Linked DNA regions of Homo sapiens: region 2 is linked to region 1. Evidence: chromatin loops called from intact Hi-C (ENCODE). Cell type or tissue: adrenal gland. All regions are shown on one strand. Links, peaks and the distances in the headings refer to the core of each region. The heading gives the core; the rest is flanking DNA.

Region 1 (5,377 bases), core at 173-5,172:
TAATAAGGGGTCAGAAAGCTATTATGGCAGAGTGTTAGTTTTTTTAATTGTAATTTTCCCATATGAGAAAAAGATCTTTCTCTTGGAGATTCCAGGGGACTTCTCAAATTCCCTGATGAAATCTGACACATGATACCTTTAAGGGAGTTCCTCTGAGGGAGGAAAGAAGGCCAGAAGGAAGAGCTCAGTTACATAAGCAGTTACCTAAAACTAAATATTCCACCCCAAGAAGCTGTCCAGATGTTGCTGAGAGGAGAGAAGAAGGCTGTGCAAGGGATCTGCCTGCACATAGCTGTAGGAACAGGCATAGGTGGGAGACAACTTTGTGAAGGGATTTATTGTCAGAGTATTGCAATATCTCTGCTGCTTCCCCAGTGGTGAACTCTCTATTAATTATCTGAAGTAAATAAACCGCCTGCCTGCCATTATATGACCTTTGATTTTCATCCAGTGAAATAAATTCCTTTGTCTTTATACAGTAGTAACTTTCCTGACTGTTTTAGTGACTTTGGGCCACACATTGACAGATTCCCCAGCTTAGAGAGACTTGAAACTCCTGTGACAGCTCCCTTGAAAAATCTTCCAATTCCTGAAGGACTGAGGGAAAGAATCTTGACAGGGAGGTCCTTAACCACTACTTTGAGTCCCTACATTTAGGTTTTACTAATGGTTGGAACTCCATTGTTCATTTCAAACCCTCATATTACCATGGAGTGTGTGGAGGAGATGGGTGGGGAGCGAGGAGAAGAAGGCATATTCTCAGATGGTTTTATCACCACATATTAGTTATTGCAATGTTTTATAACCACCTATTAGTTGTTGCAACAACGTTTCCCTTCCCTAGTGTCTACCTGGCTCCAGCCTCTGTACACGGCCTTGTTTCAGTTAGTGGATAAAGGCCCTGGGGTGGGGGGCACACACGGAGTGGGATCTGGGAGTAGGGCAGCTGCAGCGTGAGATGTCACTGCAGCCAAGCTGACACCCTCTGACTGTCTTCCTCTGCTTTGCAGCAGGAGGAGGTGGCTGAGCAGCTAGTGGGCAGTTGGCGCCCTCCCTGTGCAAGCCTCCATCCCAGAGGCTAGTCCTGCACTCCAGGAGCTCGCCATGATCGCCACCGGCGGCCTGCTAAGGATTTCCGCCAGAAAGCAGGATCCACTCCGCCCCCCAAGCCAGATACCCAAGCGCAAGCGGAAAGCCAAGAAGAGGCGCAAGAACGACGTGGTGGTGGTGAAAGGCAAGCTGAAGCTGTGCTCCATCTCAGGGCTCATCGCCCTCTGTGGGATCCTGGTGCTGCTGGTGGGCATAGCCATGGCGGTGGTGGGCTACTGGCCCAAGGCCACCGGGACCAATCGGGAGGGGGGTAAGCAGCTGCCGCCTGCGGGCAGCAGCCACCGGGTCCCAACCACGGCCAACAGCAGTAGCAGTGGCAGCAAAAACCGGTCCAGGAGCCACCCTAGGGCTCCAGGGGGTGTCAACTCCAGTTCCGCGGGCGCGCCCAGGAGCACGCCTCCAGCACGAGCCGCCTCCCCGTCCTCCTCCTCCACGTCCGTGGGCTTCTTCTTCCGCATCTTCTCTGGCTACCTGCACTCTGACAAGCTCAAGGTCTTCGGGCCCCTCATCATGGGCATCGGCATCTTCCTCTTCATCTGCGCAAACGCGGTCCTCCACGAGAACCGGGACAAGAAGACCAAAATCATCAACCTGCGGGACCTCTACTCCACCGTCATCGACGTGCACAGCCTCCGCGCCAAAGACCTGGCGGCCGCCGCGGCCGCCGCCGCGGCCGCCGCCGCCTCTTCGTCGTCGTCTGCCCCCGCCGCGGCGCCCCCCGGGGCCATACCGCTCAACGGCTTCCTCAGCTACGTGCAGTCGCGGGGCCTGGAGCTGAAGCCCGGGGGCTGCGGTGGCTCCGGGGACGCCTTCGGAGCGGCGGCGATGCTGGCCAAGGGCTCGTGGCCTCCTCACCCCGCGGCGCCGAGCGGCGGCCGCCCTCGGGGCGCCGCGTCCCCGCCGGACCTGGCCTCTTCCCCGCGCTGTCCGCGGGAGCCCCCGAGCCTGGCCGAGGCCGTGTACAGCGTCTACCGCGAGCGCTCGGGCGTGGCAGGCAGTCGCCGGGCCGCCGCTGCCACCGCCGCCGCAGCCGCTAGCAGCTGCAGCAGTCCGGCGCCCTGCAGCCCACCCGAGAGCTGGGGGCGCCAGAGCACGGCCAGCTCCTTCGTGGACTCCTCGCTGAGCGCCTTCGCGCTGCTGCCCTTGCAAGGGGGCCGCGATAGGGGCGGGGACGCGGAGGGCGCGAGCTGCAGCTGGCAGAGGCCTCCGGGGGAACGCGGCTCCCAGGAGATCCCGAGGGGCGAGCTCGACCTGAGCATGACCAACCTCCGCGGCGCAGAGGGCAGCATGCGCGGGGCGCGCCGGGAGCCGGAGGAGCCCGAGGGCGCGGTAGCGGCGCGCGCCGCCAGGGGGCAGGGCGGCCGCCTGCCCAGGACCGGCAGGTACGCGGCCTTGCGGCGCCGCAGCACCAGCGGGCTCCCGGACTACCGGGCGCCGCCGTCCCCCGAGCCCCCGCCCTCCCCGGGGAGTGCGGACCCGGACTCCAGCCCTCTGGCCAAGGCCGCCTCCCCCTCGCCACCCCTGCGGCTGGAGGGCTCGCCCCCCACCAGGCGGGACTCCGGGAGCTCCCAGTCGGATGACCCATCCAGCAGCAATAAGGGCTACACACCCCTGCGGGAGGCCGGCACCTCCACCGAGTCGGTCTTGGACGCAGTAGCTGGTCAAACGCGAGACTCTGCTGTGGCCGCCCCCGTTCTGGGTGCGGAGCAGAGCTCGCCGGAGGGTGCCAGCCAGGAGCCACCCACGGCCGAGCAACCTCAGCCGGTGCAGAGGCAGTTTACAAACAAGGAGAAACTCATCATGATTTCCAGGTCTCATGCCATAGGGGTAGAAGAAGAACTGGAAAGCACAGGCATTTAGAGAAAGGGGTGGGTTGGGGAGGAGGAAAGAGAAAATGGGAGAAACGCCCACTTGAATCAGTGCATTAACAGGTCCCTGTTTCTTTTGTGGACTGATCCGAGGACATCATTCAATATCCAAAGAGCTGCAGAATGTTATCCTTGAATTGCGTCCACAAGATTCCTGTAGATAACTCCAAGGATTTTTTTTTTTAAGCAAACTAGTCTTTTTATGTCCGATGGTGATTGTATGTTCAATGAAAACCAAATGTATTAAAAGGTCAGCAATCTAGTCCATTAGATAAAATCTTTTAATTTTCTTAGGATCAAAATAATATATTTTTGACAGTAACTGTGCACTTTACTCCGACTTTTTTTTTTAATCCCTCATTTCCCGACCCCTGTACTCTGCGCTGGTTTTGCCCACAGCTGCTTGCGAATGGCAGGCTTTTTTCTCCATTCCTTTGCGGAACATAGAAGAGTTTGTCTCAGTTCTCTTAGAATTGATGTTACTAACTGAAGTCAAAGCCAAAAGCATGAATAATTCAGGAACGAGCACTTTCCTTGCCCCACCCCACTGTGCTCACCCAATGCCCAAAAGCTTCTTCATTTTTAAACGGGTGTGTACGTTTTGCTACTAGGCTATGTGGTGGAGACTGGAGGGGACCAGGAACTAGATGGACTGTTACATTCCGAAATTTATATCAAGTACACCATGCTTTATTGAGTGTTATCACACCTGTATTGAAAATAGCATTAATATTTAAAATCTTTTTTAATAAAAGAAGTTTCCGAACAAACAGTTAAACATAATATTGCCTCATTTGCCTTGGAGCTAGCTCATCTGGTACCTCTGAAATATTTTGCTGTGACACTGCTACCAGGACTGTTGTGATCTTCCCCCAAAGTACTCAGCACCATTGTCGCATGTCCAGCGTATTTTTAAGCTTAAAATGTAGGGTAGTATTTAACATTTGGGAATTTCTCTTTCAAATAGAATGAAACGTTAAGTAAATAGTAATATGCCTATGATACTTCTCATTTACCTGCAAGTATTAATTTGCAGAGCACCAGGCTTAATATTCTCTTCCCATCCTCTTGGCTATCACTGATTATAAGTTAATGGTCTTGATCCATGGCCTACATAGACAAAAAGATAATGTTTTAATAATTTGGTAGATTGTTTACACTTGATGTCATTAAAAGTGAATTAGTTAATTTTCAAGACCAGGAGACAAGATGTCTTCATTTTGGTCTCCTTGGGCAAAGCGCTAGTCCTGTAGACAGAGTGCAGATTCCGAGCTGAGATTGGACCCAGCTGTTGGCATCTCCTAGCTGTGAGGCCTTGTACAAGTCACAAACTCTGAGTCTCAGTCATCTTTCTGTAAAATGAAGAGAACCAGACATATCTCATGGAGCTATGAGAGGAATAGAACAGGGTCAGGGTCAGAGGAGGGTTTATATGTGTGGAGTTTACCAGAACCCTTGGCCCACAGGATGTATTCAATAGATGGGGGTTATTGTAATTATTATTACCATTGTAATATATTGCTGAATGCATAGTGTAGAAGAATGGACCTTCCTTGAACTTGAGCTCAAGAAAGTCTAGTCTGAAATCTGGGATATCCACCTATTATCTGTATAACCTTAGACAAATCACTTAATCCCTCTGGGCCTCTGGTAGATGATATAATCTCTATGATCTTCAGCTCTAAAAGCCTTACTTAAATTCAGGCTCTTGTCCTGGATGTAATCATATCACATTTGTACCTACAACTTGGCAAAGAGTGAATATACGTCGTCAATTACCATTAGCTCAACATTCTGTAATACACTTTAAAAGGGCCTAATTTATTCTCAGATTGGATCTGCATTAAACCGGTAACTCACTTTAAGGCTGTAGATTAATATATTGGGCTCTTCTATAAAGCAAAAGTGAGTTTGCACTAAGGAGTGACATGCAAGTGTAATAAGACCTCAAGGTAGTGTTAAATTTCAACAGTCTCAATTGCTTTATCACACTTCCAAAGTAAATGTCAAACTTCCTTAGGTTTTCTTCTCCATTACCTTGGGTACTGGGTAATTTATATACTGAGATAGCGTGTTACTTCAAGGGGAAAACAGGTTCTGGTGTTCTACAATACTGTTTCCAGTCCTCGGAGAATGCACTGTAAATGTTACATTTATCAAATGCTAAGTGACATTTAGCAAATAATAAAGCTAATACCTCTTAGCTTAACTAAGGAGGGGTGGACAGAATACTGTTTATATCTCACAAACTTAGTTCCATATCAGATAATATCTAACTTAACCATTGAACAATTTAACTAGATTTTTTTTCTGAAGATAGACAAAGATGAGCTCAATTTTCCAAATCTTGGGAGGAGCCTGTGATTTCTTTAGACTTCAGAGGAAGTGTATAAGTGTAG
Region 2 (5,377 bases), core at 99-5,098, 580 kb before region 1:
GCCATAGGCTGCAAGTCCCCTAATAACCAATGAGAAACTGCGAAGGGAAATTCTGGAGGTGTTCCCATAAGACAACAAGGAGGCCAGGCACAGTGGCTCATGCCTGTAATCCCAGCACTTTGGGAGGCTGAGGCGGGAGGATTTCTTGAGCCCAGAAGTTCAAGCACAGCCTGGGTGACATAGTGAGACCTCATCTCTACAAAATATCAAAAAATTAGCTGGTGTGGTGGTGCACACCTGTAGTCTTGGCTACTTGGGAGGCTGAGACAGGAGGACCACTTAAGCCCAGGAGATTGAGGCTGCAGCAGCCTGGGTGACAGAGCGAGATCCTGTCTCAAAAAGATAAAAGACAGCAAGGAAACCCAGAATTTCCACTTTCATTTATTCTCATAAATGTGGTTACAAAGACATGAACAAGGGTAACGATTGCAGCATTTTTTCTAATAGTAAAACAATGGAAAAGGCCTAAAGATCTTGGACTACTTAAGTAAATTGTGCCTTCAATCCTAGAATGGACACATGATAGTCGAGAAGATATTCACAATGGAGTGTTAAGTGAAAATCACAGGTAGCGAGACAGTGTTAAATGAGCGTATTCACTTTGAGATAATTTGTCAAGCTGATTTGCGTACTTTTCTTATACGTATATTATACTTTTTAAAAAGTTTGTTGATAAACTGAAAATATGAACGCATGCCCTCATTTTATGAAAGCAAGCATGCATATGAGCACGCACAGGTGTGTGAATCATTACATAGTCACAGGTATGTTTGTATTTGTCCTCATGTGTATGTATTAGTGTAAAGATGTAACTATCAGCCTGTGTGTGTGTATGTACACATGTGCCCAGATGTTCATGTGCCTCTGCCACGTACATGCACATATATGTGCAGGCAGCTGAGGGAACACTCCACTCCATCCCTCTCTTCCTCCCATGACTTTCCTGTGCCTTCTGGAACTCCCACTCAGGAGTCAACATGTGAAAGCGTGAAGGGTGGTTGAGGGGTTGAATTGTGGGGTGAAAAAGATATTTACTTCCAAATGTATTCTCGATTTGAGTTTTTGGCCACTTTTTTCCCTTTTCCATTTACAAGTTAAATTTTATAAACCTCAAAAAATAGAATAGAGAGCTGTGGTCAGGAAGTGGCATTGGAGAATAAAGAGAGGCACAGATTCTCCCTCCCAACCTTGATAAACAGAGTTTGAAGGTAGAAGTGGCTTCTGCCTGAGACAACTGAAGGGGGTCACTGCCTGCAGGGGTTAGACAGGTTTCAATTCAGGCAAAGTGGTAGAGGGAATGTTCAGAAAAGGGTTGGAGGAATTTGCTGATCCCTGAGTGGGAGTCCCAGAAAGCACAGGAAAGTCATGGTGGGGAAAGGGGAATGGAGTGGAGTGTTCATTCACCAGGAAGGATATGCAGAGTAGCGTAGGGATGAGAATGCCGAGAAAGCAGATGACTGTAAGGAGTAAGCTTGCAGATTGAAAGAATCTGAATGGGAGTGTTTAATTGTGATAGCTACTTGAAGGAGGGTTTAGAAGTGAGACCCAATTAGGAAGGGTCCCTGTGTACACTGCTGTCACCTACAGCAAGCATGTGGCTACCTTTGACAGCAGTGAGCAAACAAGCATGAGGTCAAGTCCTTCTTTGGGGTGTGTGGGGAAGATGCATTGGGGCTGGCCATGGAATGGCAGTGACCTAGGCAAGTCCATCCAGTCTCTCTGTTGGATCAACATGCCACCTAATCATGGGGTCACCCTTCTTCAGGACCTCACGCTTTCTTTGCTTTAGGGATGGGGTGACGGGTGGGGTATGTGATCTCCATGCTCTAGTGGGCATAGAATGGTAGGCAATAAGATGGCCTTGTAATGGAGAGGACCCCAAAGGTCATAGAGGAACTGTGAAGTCTAGATGACACATTTTAGGCCCTGGTAAGAGCTTTGGCTCTTACTCTGTGAGTGACATGAACTGTTGTATTTTTAAAGGATTATTCTAAGCCCATTGGACAGCAACTCTCCATTTCTCTCTCTCTACCAGCCTCTGGCAACCACCATTCTGTGAGTCGATAAATTTGGCTATTTTCAGTACCTTACCTAAGTGGTATTATGTAGTATTTGTCCTACTGTCACTGCCTTCTTTTACTTGGCATAATGCCCTGAAGTTTCTTCCATGTTGTCACATATGGTAGGATTTCCTTCTTTTTTTAGTTTGAATAATATTCCATTTTATGTATACACCATATTTTCTTATCCATTCATCCACAGATGGACATTTCAATTGTTTCCACAAATTGGCTACTGTGAATAGTGTTGCAATGTGTATGGGAGTGCTAATATCTCTTTGAGATCCTGATTTCAATTCTTTCGGATAAATACCCAGAAGTGGGATTACTGGATCTTATGGTAGTATGGTAGTTTAATTTTTTGAGAAATTGCCATACTGTTTTCTACAACAGTTACACTATTTTGCATTCTAACCAACATTGTACAAAGGTTCCCTTTTCTCCACATCCTTGAAAACACAGATCTGCTATAAAACATTGTCCCTATAATTACCAACTCTCTAATGTACACTTAAAAATTTGCTGGGAGGCTTAGACAGGTGGATCACAAGATCAGGAGATCAATACCATCCTGGCTAACACGATGAAACCCTGTCTCTACCAAAAATACAAAAATTAGCCAGGCGTGGTGGCAGGTGCCTGTAGTCCCAGCTACTCAGGAGGCTGAGGCAGGAGAATGGCGTGAACGCGGGAGGCGGAGCTTGCAGTGAACCGAGATTGCACCACTGCACTCCAGCCTAGGTGACACAGCGAGACTCTGTCTCAAAAAAAAAAAAAATAAAAATAAAAAATAATAATAAATTGTTAAAAGATTAGATCTCATGTTGTGTTCTTACCAAAATAAACTTTTTTTAAACAAAATCAATCATTTTAGTTATTATATTGGGAATATGCAAAGAAGGAGGTAAAGAAGAAAAAAGACCATTTAGAAATCTATTCAAGGGTTTTCAAAAAAGATGATTGGCTTTGACCAGGGTGATGGGAATTCATATGGTGATAAGTGTTAGGATTCTGGAGATATTATGATGTAGATACAGACAATTGGATTTCATGACAGACTGTGACTTATGATAGTTTGCCCGAGTGACTGGAAGGGTGGAGTTGCCATCAACAGATGGGATCATCAACAAAGATAGGGAAGGCACTGGAGCAACAGGTTTGGAGAGAGATCAGGAGTTCCATGTAGAACAAGACAAATTTGAGAAGTCAACAGACCTTTCAAATGTCAGGAAGAGTTCAGGTTTGAGTTCTAACTTTAAGATACACATTAGGAGTTATTGGTATAAGTGGTACTTAAAGCCAGGTGAGTTAATGGAATTCCAAAAGAGTTATTATAGATAGAGAAGAGGATCAGTAATGAGTCTTGGATGGGGTGATCAATGGTACCGGTTTGCTTGTGATGGAGGGATTTCTGGGACATAGGACTTTAAGTTTGAAAACTGGGAAAGTCCTAAACAGACTGGTCACCCTAGTTCTAGAGTACTTCAGTTGATTAGAGATCCCTCACCTGCAGCAGATATTGAGCTGGAAAGGGCAATTGGAGACAGCTACTTTGGATTTCTGGAACGTGATTGATCACATAGCAACTAGGGGAGTGCTTGATAAAGGGAGAGGCAACTGATTATTTTTAAGTGAGCAGTGTGCATGAACCAGAGATGGTGGCAAATTCCTTAGCCCTGCTGTGAATGTGAGTTAGGAGCATGTGTTTCTGGAGTGGCTATCTGGACCCAGAGTGGGAAGCAGATAACTTGTCTTCCAAAGATACGAGGTTGTGCTTTTGGATTGGTTTGGTAGTGCCTTTAGAGACCAGTACAAATGCTTGCCTTGATTTTGGCACTCTTGCAGCAGCAACTTCCTCCAGCAGCATCTTTCAGGAAAGTTAAAGAGACAAGACAATATTTTTTTTGGAGCCAGACATTCAGGGAAATCTTTGTTAGTTGACCAAAGAGATAAAGGAACACAAATGTCTGTGTTCACACACAATGAGAAATACATGCTTTGCAAAAATAGTTTGGAAAAGTCACAAATGAATGTTTCCAGCCCTCAACAAGCAAAAATCAGCAATCTGTGAGGAGTGGGAAAATCAAATTTCCAGAGTTACCATATTTTAATACTCCAGAAGTGCAGTCTCAACAAAAAATCAGAAAACATACCAAGAAACAGGAAATTATAGCCCATCCACAGGAAAAAACAATTTGACAGAAGTTATTTCTAAAGAATATTAGACATTGGAATAACTAGTTAAATATATCAAGCCAACTGTCTTAAATATGTTGAAAGAGCTAAGAAAAAAAAAAAGCCATGGACAAAGAACAAAGGAAATCAGAAAGCAATGTATGAACAAAAAGGGTCTGTCAAGAAAGAGATACAAATTGTAAAAAAGTACCCAAATAGAAATTGTAGGGGTGAAAAGTACAATAACTGAAATTAGAATTTTACTAGAGACATTCAATAGCAACGTGAACAGTCAGAAGAAAGAATAAAAAAAATTGAAGATAAAAAAATTAAAATTATCCAACCTGACGAATGGAAAAAATGAAGAAAAATGAATGTATCCTAATGAACTTGAGGAAAGGAATCAAGCATAATAACATATGGACCATAGAAGTCCAAGGGGAAGAAAAGAAAATGAAGCAAAAAAAACTTTTTGAAGAAACAATGGCTTAAAATTTCTCAAATCCACTGAAGATGAAAATACACAAACCAAGAATCCAAATAGGATAAACTCAAAGAAATCCAAACCCAGAAACATAATAGCCAAATTGTCAAAATCCAAAAATAAAGATAGAATTTCGAAAGCAGAAAGAAGTGACTCATTATATACCAGATGTCCTCAGTACAATTAACAGCTGGTTTTTCATCAGAAATCATGAAGTCTAGAAGGCGCTGAGATAACAAAGTCTTAAAATAAAAGACAAAACTGTCAACCAAGAATTCTATATCAAGCAAAACTATCACTCAGGGATGAAGGAGAACTTAAGACATTCCCAGATTAAAAAAAAAAAAATGCTGAGGGAGTTTGTTACCAGAAGACCTACCATACAAGAAATGTTAAAGGGAGCACTTCAGGCTGAAATAAAAAGACACTAGGTAGTAACTGGAAGCCATAAGAAACAAAGAAGAACACTAGTAAAGGTAACCATAAATATAAGTAGAAAAGCCAATATTAACATAATTTTGGTTTGAAACCCCTCCTTTTTTTCTATACGATTTAAAAGGTAAAGGCATAAAGCGATAATTATAAATTGAAGTTAACAGGCACAAAATATAAAAAGATGTATTCTGTGGCAATAATAATATAAATGGGTAGGAACAAA

Evidence for each region. Peaks named below come from ENCODE experiments on the same cell type or tissue, not always from the same donor. Only the 100,000 strongest peaks of a DNase experiment are listed, where the experiment ranks them.
Region 2: it touches region 1 in a loop (4-fold over the local background); 13 of 110 quality-filtered maps call a loop at or near these places.

What each region holds. Positions count from the first base shown.
Region 1 is chr18:5,887,791-5,893,167 of GRCh38, reverse strand. TMEM200C (transmembrane protein 200C) reads left to right here. Exons shown (of 2, transcript NM_001395400.1): 2 at 1,011-5,377. The coding sequence starts at 1,105. The coding sequence ends at 2,970. MIR3976HG (MIR3976 host gene) reads right to left here. Exons shown (of 10, transcript NR_172496.1): 9 at 3,995-4,088. Among named protein-coding and RNA genes, the nearest start is that of TMEM200C, 5.0 kb to the left of the region's middle. RefSeq lists an enhancer at 1,341-1,868 and a silencer at 2,386-2,605. In adrenal gland, for the core only: a CTCF peak has its summit at 2,336; DNase peaks (open chromatin) are centred at 1,097, 1,627 and 2,497; H3K4me3 peaks cover 2,099 bases; H3K27ac peaks cover 1,131 bases.
Region 2 is chr18:6,469,670-6,475,046 of GRCh38, reverse strand. No RefSeq gene overlaps it. Among named protein-coding and RNA genes, the nearest start is that of LINC01387, 39 kb to the left of the region's middle. In adrenal gland, for the core only: no CTCF peak of the experiment used is centred there; no DNase peak of the experiment used is centred there.